2 separate regions of the Homo sapiens genome follow, and region 1 is linked to region 2. Evidence: read pairs that join two places in POLR2A ChIA-PET (ENCODE). Cell type or tissue: A673. All regions are shown on one strand.

The links. Peaks named below come from ENCODE experiments on the same cell type or tissue, not always from the same donor. Only the 100,000 strongest peaks of a DNase experiment are listed, where the experiment ranks them.
Region 1: POLR2A ChIA-PET joins it to region 2 with 17 read pairs; 3 of 35 experiments call an interaction of 5 or more read pairs at or near these places.

What each region holds. Positions count from the first base shown.
Region 1 is chr17:1,024,514-1,028,513 of GRCh38, reverse strand. All of the region lies in intron 16 of ABR (ABR activator of RhoGEF and GTPase), which reads left to right. Among named protein-coding and RNA genes, the nearest start is that of MIR3183, 4.0 kb to the right of the region's middle. In A673, no CTCF peak of the experiment used is centred here; no DNase peak of the experiment used is centred here.
Region 2 is chr17:1,079,350-1,083,349 of GRCh38, reverse strand. It overlaps ABR (ABR activator of RhoGEF and GTPase), which reads left to right. Exons shown (of 23, transcript NM_021962.5): 6 at 3,960-4,000. Among named protein-coding and RNA genes, the nearest start is that of MIR3183, 59 kb to the right of the region's middle. In A673, no CTCF peak of the experiment used is centred here; DNase peaks (open chromatin) are centred at 2,429 and 2,939; H3K27ac peaks cover 692 bases.

The DNA.
Region 1 (4,000 bases), 55 kb after region 2:
CAGGCTCATGATGGTCTTAGAAGAAGGTCCCTTTCTTGGATCACCTGATGTCAGGAGTCCAAGACCAGCCTGGCCAACATGGAGAAGCCCCGTCTCAACTAACAATGCAAAAATTAGCCAAGTGTGGTGGCTCACGCCTGTCATCCCAGCACTTTGGGAGGCAGAGGCGGGTGGATCACCTGAGGTCAGGCGTTCGAGACCAGCCTGGCCAACATGGTGAAACCCCGTGTCTACTAAAAATACAAAAAAAAAAAAAATAGCCGGGCATGGTGGCGGGCACCTGTAATCCCAGCTGCTAGGGAGGCTGAGGCAGGAGCATCGCTTGAACCTGGGAGGTGGAGGTTGCAGTGAGCCGAGATCATGCCACTGCACTCCAGCCTGGGCAACAGAGCGAGACTCGGTCTTGGGGTGGGGGGAGGAAAGGGTCCCTTTCTTTGTCAGCTTGATCGCCACCGCAGGACAACCCCACCCCTCACAGAGCCTGTCGTTTATTCCTTCTTGATGGTACCAGGTGTGCAGACCACGTGCACACCCCAGAGGTTCACTCTACCACTCACTTGGCCATCGAGGGTACACAGGTGCTGGGTACAAGATACAGATATGTCTTGGGCTCGTCTACTTTATTTTATAATCCAGTCTGGGCGTCAGGAAAGATCTCGCAGCCTTCTGCAATAGAAGTCTGGCCTGGCCCGGCTGCCCACCGCCCTTCCTTGTTTCCCGGTGGGAAGAAAGCTTCATCGTGCGTCTTCTCTGTTCACACACACCCCCATAGCGACCCCTCAGCCACAGACAGGGGACTACAGTGCTGCCTCCCCCGAGAGCTGGAGGCCCCTACACCAGCCCACCTCTTCCTGGGCCTATGTGTGGGTCCTGACTGCGGCCAGGCTGGCTGACAGGTTGGCAGTGGGGTCGGGCGACCCTCCCTCTTTTCCACAGCACTTACCCACCTGCCGAGTGGGCAGACCTCACTGCTGGGGCCTCATGAGTACTCTCTGATCTCTCTGCCAGGCCAGCTCCCAAGAGGCTTGCTTGAGTCCGCAGAGCGGGAACCCTGGACTCTGAGAATCTGATGAAGGTTCTGGAGGCCACTCAGACACAGAGCCACCCCATGCACACACTGTGTGCGACTTCAGAGGGGGCTGCAGACATCAAGGCGGGAACCCTGCTCTGAGTGAACTTGGCAAGGTGCCGCTTCTTGGTACCTAGGGAGGGTAGAAGGGCGCTGGTCCTCCCCGGCCTCCCTGCAGGCCACAGACGGCTTGGCCAGCCAGCGGTGCTGGGCGCGGTGCCCCAGCTTTTGGATGGCTCTGGACCAGGGAGAGGAGAACCTGCCAATCAAGGGGGTTCCTCAAAGGCCAAAGCTGCCTGAGCCCAGTGTTGCTGTAGTACCCAGAGGCAATGAGGCCCCAGACATTTTGGAAGGAGCCCCCAAGCCTGCAGGTGTGGCTGGGGGAGCTGCCCCAGGCATTTTGGAAGGAGCCCCCAAGCCTGCAGGTGTGAGTCTGGGGGAGCTGCCCCAGGCATTTTGGAAGGAGCCCCCAAGCCTGCAGGTGTGAGTCTGGGGGAGCTGCCCCAGGCATTTTGGAAGCGCCCCCAAGCCTGCAGGTGTGAGTCTGGGGGAGCTGCCAGGTGTTGGCCACAGGGCGCTGGTGCTGGAGAGGCCTGGCCCTCTGCTGAGTGGCCTCGCTCACTGCCCAGGTGGTTGGGAACTGGTCAGCAGGTGCTGTTCTTTGACCTCGTTTCCCCTGTGAACTCATGCTGGGGCAGGAAGATGTTTGTGTCCTGACGGCCCCCCAGCACCTTCGAGGAACAGACAGTCCCCTGCGCCTGTGACCTGCCTGCCCCACCCTGGGGAGAAACGCAGCGTCAGTCCTGGGTCCAGTGAGCCGTAGACCCTTGGCCCTCCAGGATGGGCCCTGGAGAGGCGGGAGGGGCCCGTGGAGCTGGTCCTGGGCTTCTGTAGAGAGGCCAGGAGGCCCCAGGATCCCCACAGAGACTTCCCCAGTCCCGCTTCAAGACAGCGGAACCAGCTCCTGAGCCGAAATCTGGAGGGATCTCCTTTCTGGACCGTGACCCCAGCCGGGGCTGGTACCGATGACCGGCACAGCCAGAGCCGTGACATCCACAGCGCCCTTCCCATCCGATGCCTGGATGCCGTGGCTGTGCTCGGGGAGGCCTCCGGGGTCCCCAGCCCCTCAGGCTCATGTGGCACAAGGTGCCAGAGAAGACAGGGCGCCAGGCCGGTGGGAGTCAAGGTTTCCCATTTTTCTCGTCTCAGTCTGCTACTTAACTGCTGTGTGCCCGCGAGTACATCCCTTTGCCTCTCTGGTTCTCTGGTATCAGCTCAATGAAGGAGCTGAACAGGATGATCTCCTGGAATCCAGTTCATGTGATGATCTTGGCCATGTCTCAAGATTCCTAGTCCTAAACCTTAAACCCTGAGCACCCTGGGAGAGTCTGTCACAGGGCTGCACCTGGGCCAATGCCAGCCATTCAGTGGACACGGGAGCAGGGGGTTTAGTGGGAACACAGGGCTTCTTGAGCCCTGTCCTGAAGCAGCCCCGGCGGGGAGCCATTGTCACCTCCTTCCCCCATGCCCCAGTTGGTTCCTCTGGCCTGTGAGTATTGCCGGAGCACCTTCCACGTGCCAGGCCTGCAGGAACTAGGGACACAGAGGCGCCCGAGACAGACGAGACCCTGTCTGCAGGAGGAGTCCGTCAACAAATGAGATCCTTGCCGGTCAGATGAGTGCTGTGAAAAAAATAAACACAACTGGGTAACGCAGTAGAGAGTGACGGGGGGATGCCTGGCTTGAGAGGATCACTTTTGAACGAAGATTTAAATGACAAGAAGAATTCAGCCATAAAAAACCTGGGGGCAGTGCATTCCAGGCCAAAGAACCGGCAAGGTCCACACCCCGAGGCAGGTGTGCTCAGAGGCAGAGGGGGACAGTGTGGGGCGTTACGTGGGGTCAGGGGACGGCGGCCAGGCGACGTGGGGCCCTGCGGTTCAGGACAGGGCCTTTAATCCGAATGCAGTGGGAAGCCGCGGGGTGTTCAAGCACAGTTCTGTGACGATATGTTTTGAACACGTACTGTACGAGGCATCATTCTTAGCCTGTGACGCAACTGAGGTGACACTTACAAGGTGCTGTTATTCACACTGTTTATTTATTTATTTGTTTGGGTTCTTTTGTTTTTGTTTGCTGTTGTTGTTTTGAGACAGAGTCTTGCTGTGTCGCCCAGGCTGGAGTGCAATGGCGCGATCTCGGCTCGCTGCAGCCTCCGCCTCCCGGGTTCAAGCGATTCTCCTGCCTCAGCCTCCTGAGTAGCTGGGATTACAGGTGCCCGCCACCACGCCCGGCCAAGTTTTGTATTTTTTTTTTTTTTTTTTTGAGACGGAGTCTCGCTGTCGCCCAGGCTGGAGTGCAGTGGCGCAATCTTGGCTCACTGCAGGCTCCGCCCCCTGGGGTTCACGCCATTCTCCTGCCTCAGCCTCCCGAGTAGCTGGGACTACAGGCGCCCGCCACCTCGCCCAGCTAATTTTTTGTATTTTTAGTAGAGACGGGGTTTCACCGTGTTAGCCAGGCTGGTCTTGAACTCCTGACCTCAGGTGATCCACCCGCCTCAGCTTCCCAAAGTGCTGAGATTACAGGCGTGAGTCACTGCGCCAGGCCTAAATGTGTTTTGAATTTTGTTTTACATTTTTAATTTTTTTTTTTTTTTTTTTTGTGGGAGTCTCACTCTCTCGCCCAGGCTGGAGTGCAGTGGCACCATCTCGGCTCACTGCAGCCTCCATCTCCCAGGCTCAAGCAATCCTCCCACCTCAGCCTCCCAAGTAGCTGGGTCTACAGGCATGTACCAACATGCCTGGCTAATTTTTGTATTTTTTGTAAAGACGAGGTTTCGTTATGTTGCGCAGGCTGATGTTGAACTTCTGGCTTCAGTGGATCCACCTGCCTCCGCCTCCCACAGTGCTGGATTACAGGCGGGAGCCCCCG
Region 2 (4,000 bases):
ACGATCTATTTTATTTATTTTTTTATTATTCTCTTTCAGATTAGAGAGAGGAACAGGGGAGGCAAAAAAAAAAAAAAAAAAAAAAAATCCAAGGCAGTGTTCTCCCACACCACACTATGGTGACCTTGAGCAAGTCACGTCCCCCCTCTTGGCTTTTATGTCCTGTCCGGTAGAATGAGGGGTTTAGAAATGGCCAGATAATCCTTTTTTTTTTTTTTTTTTTTTTGAGACAGAGTCTTGCTCTGTCGCCCAGGCTGGAGTGCAGTGGCGCGGTCTCGGCTCACTGCAACCTCTACCCCCTGGGTTCAAGTGATTCTCCTGCCTCAGCCTCCCAAGTAGCTGGGATTACAGGCGCACACCACCACGCCTGGCTAAGGTTTGTATTTTTAGTAGAGATGAGGTTTTGCCGTGTTGGCCAGGCTGGTCTCGAACTCGGGTGATGTGCCCGTCTCAGCCTCCCAAAGTGCTGACATTACAGGTGCGAGCCACTGAGTCCAGCTTGGCCAGCTAATCCTGACCTTGCTTGATAAGAATCACTGGGGCATTGTTTAAAACACAGATTTCCTGGCACCTTCCCCGGAGCTTCTGATTCAGAAGGCTTTGCGTGGGGCCCAAGATTCTATATTTGAACAAGCTTCTGGGTAATATTTATGACAGGGAAGTCTTGAGGAAATTTGGACTATAGGTCGTCTTTTAAGGTTCTTGCCAACTCTAAGACTGCCATCCCATAAACACAAAAAGGGTAAGAGCCACTTATGTGGAGAAGGAGCCTTAGAATCCCTGGCCGGGAACACGCGTGCTTCTGCTCCTGAGGCCCAGCCTTCCTGGCCAGGAACACGCGTGCTTCTGCTCCTGAGGCCCAGCCTACCTGGCCGGGAGCACACGTGCTTCTGCTCCTGAGGCCCAGCCTTCCTGGCTGGGAACACGCGTGCTTCTGCTCCTGAGGCCCAGCCTTCCTCCCGCACTCCTCCACAGGGCAGAGGTGCAGTCCTATCTGCCATCAACATTTCTACCTAAGAGGTGGCATGGAGGGACAGTTGCTTAGGATCCTTCAGGACAGAGCCCAGTTCATCCCTTTGTCCAAAAAGACCTCAGTGGCACCCCTGAAGCACTGGCCTGAGAGGAACAGCCCCCAGCTCAGGGCAAGAGAACCTCCATCCTAGAAAAGGGGAGAAGCTTCTGCAGTTTTGGGAGTCCTGCCGTAAAGGCCCCTCTTGGCCCTTTGTGTTCCCGTCTCAGCTCTAACGCTAGAAGAGTTGGGGAAACGCAGGGTAGTTTTCCTGAAACTTCAGGGGTGACGGTCGATGCCCACGTTTAGAATCCACCGAGAGGCAGCAGAGAAGCTGACAGTTGGAGATGAACATGTCACCTTCATTACTGTTAAAAAAATGCAGCTTGGAAAATGTGGATTTGGATCTGTAGCCACAGTGGGCTTGCTGACACTTCGCCTCTGGAATGAAACGTACCTATAGAAGCCGGGCGTGGCGGCTCACACCTGTCATCCCAGCACTTTGGGAGGCCGAGGCGGGCGGATCACCTGAGGTCAGGAGTTTGAGACCAGCCTGGCCAACGTGGCGAAACGCCGTCTCTACTAAAGATACAAAAATTAGCCGGGCGTGGTGGTGCACACTTGTAATCCCAGCTATTTGGGAGGCTGAGACAGGAGAATCTCTTGAACCCGGGAGGTGGAGGTTGCAGTGAGCTGCGATCACGCCACTGCACTCCAGTCTGGTGACAGAGCGAGACCCTGTCTGGAAAAAAAAAAGTATCTATTGAGTCCCTTGCAGGAATAGGAAAACACAGGCCCCTCTCCACAATGAGGACAGAGCCCACGCCTCTTACCCAGTGTGCAGAGAGAGGATGGCTGACCATAGTTTCTTCTCCCAGACCCATGGAGCAGATGTGTCACCCTCTGCCTGGGAGGACGAAGTGCAGGGTGGGGAAGTCCCTCTCCATGGAGTCAAGTGGCTGGAGAGGCCAGGTGCAGTGGCTCACGCCTGTAATCCCAGCACTTTGGGAGGCCGAGGCGGGAGATTGGCTTGAGCCCAGGAGTTCAAGACCGGCCTGGGAAACATGGTGAAACCCCGTCTCTATTAAAAATACAAATAAAAGGGGCTGGAGAAATGGTGCTTTCCCTGCGGTTTCCAGCCCAACCCAGGAACTACCTGGACTCCCCTGGTCTGTGTTCAGATCAGCCCTGCCAAGGCCGCCCAAGATCCCGGGGTCAGACATGGTGCAGAGAGTGTGGGGTCTTCTCTTGGCCTGGGCTGATTGCCTGTTCTCTGTGCCTAGGCAGAAACCCCCACACCCAACCATAAGCCCCTCACAGCCTGCCCACCCTGGAGGGCAGAGCCAGGCCCCTGGCTTTCTGCCAGGTGGCTTCTCATCCTGACTCACTCGATGACGTGCTTGCTTCCTGCTGAGGCTGCCACTTAATTACTGCAATTAGGCTCCTCTCTGCAGCAGGAGTGATTTCATACCCTAGACTTCACTGGAGGGGGCGTGAGGAAACATTCCCGAAATCTGGGAGTCCAGGCACCAGCCAGAGACACAGGCTGGGGACGCTGAGTATCCCCCACCCCCCCGCCCCCCAAAATATACACACACCCAAGCTCCATCTCCAGGAGTTTTCTCTGTCTAGAAACAGCTTGAGACAGAAGTAGGAAGTTCCTGCTGTCTGAGCGCTTCCTCCCCTGCAGACCAAGCAGGTGGCATCACCTCGGCAGCTGACCTTGGCCTCATCACCTGGGCAGCTGACCTTGGCCTCATCACCTGGGCACCTGACCCTGGCCTCATCACCTGGGCACCTGACCGTGGCCTCACCTTGCCTCCTGCCTTCCCTCCCACACCCCTCTTTGAGGCTCCGTGTGCTCCGTCTGCCAAGTGGGGATGGTATTACAGCTCCAGTTGCAGGCTGCACTGTCCTGTTAGCAAAAGCTGGGGCTGGAACGTCTCTAAAGGAGGATAAAGAGGCTTGGAGCAGATGAGTCATCCCGGGGGTCTTTCCAGTACTCACTACCTGCTGCCTGGCTTGGGATCCAGGAGGGGCATTGGCTGTTCCTCCCTCGAAGCTTCCTCTCGGACCCCCAGCATGGGCAGTGGTGGGTGGGGAGTGTCGGGGGTGCTGGGGGCTGAGTAAGTGCTCTCTGATGGGGGTAGGATGCAGCTCACTGTCCTGGGGAGCTCAGCATCTCTGCCGAAGGTCCACCACTTCCCTGCTGGCGTGTGGGACCCTTCCTTCCTACCTCATGGGTTCCTCATGCCCTAAAGATTGGCTGGAGTACCTGGCGCTGGTCAACTCAAACCCTGTCTGCCCTTGGCCGACGTGTAGGGTTCCTGAGTCGGGGTTCCTGTAATCACAGGGCTCCCTGCCAGCCTCTCTCATCTCTGGGACCTGGAGTCCCTTCCTTCTTGCCCACGCCCCAGCCACTGGACTCCACGAGGCTCCAGGAGTTCACAGGTGTGGTGCAGGGGATTGGGGTGGCAGAGGCAGCCCATGGCCATGGGGCTCCTTTGTCTTTCTTTTTTTTTTTTTTTTTTTTTTTTTTTTTTTTTTTTTTTGAGACAGAGTCTCGCCCTGTTGCCCAGGCTGGAGTGCAATGGTGTGATCTTGGCTCACTGCAACCTCCGCCTCCCAGGTTCAAGCGATTCTCCTGCCCCAGCCTCCCAAGTAGCTGGGATTACAGGCACCTGACACCACACCTGGCTAACTTTTGTATTTTTAGTAGAGATGGGGTTTCACCGTGTTGACCAGGCTGGTCTCGAACTTCCGACCTCAGGTGATCCGCCCACCACGGCCTCTCAAAGTGCTGGGATGACTGGCGTGAGCCGCCACACCCGGCCTCTGTTCTCATATGTACACCCTGAGTTTCAGAACTCCCCTTCTTGCCAGGCTCACAGTGGGGGCTGGGAGAGGTGAGGGACAGAACAGGCCATGACTCCTCTCCTCCCTTTGGCAGGAACTCAAAGTGAAAGGTCCCAAGGACTCCAAGGACAGCCA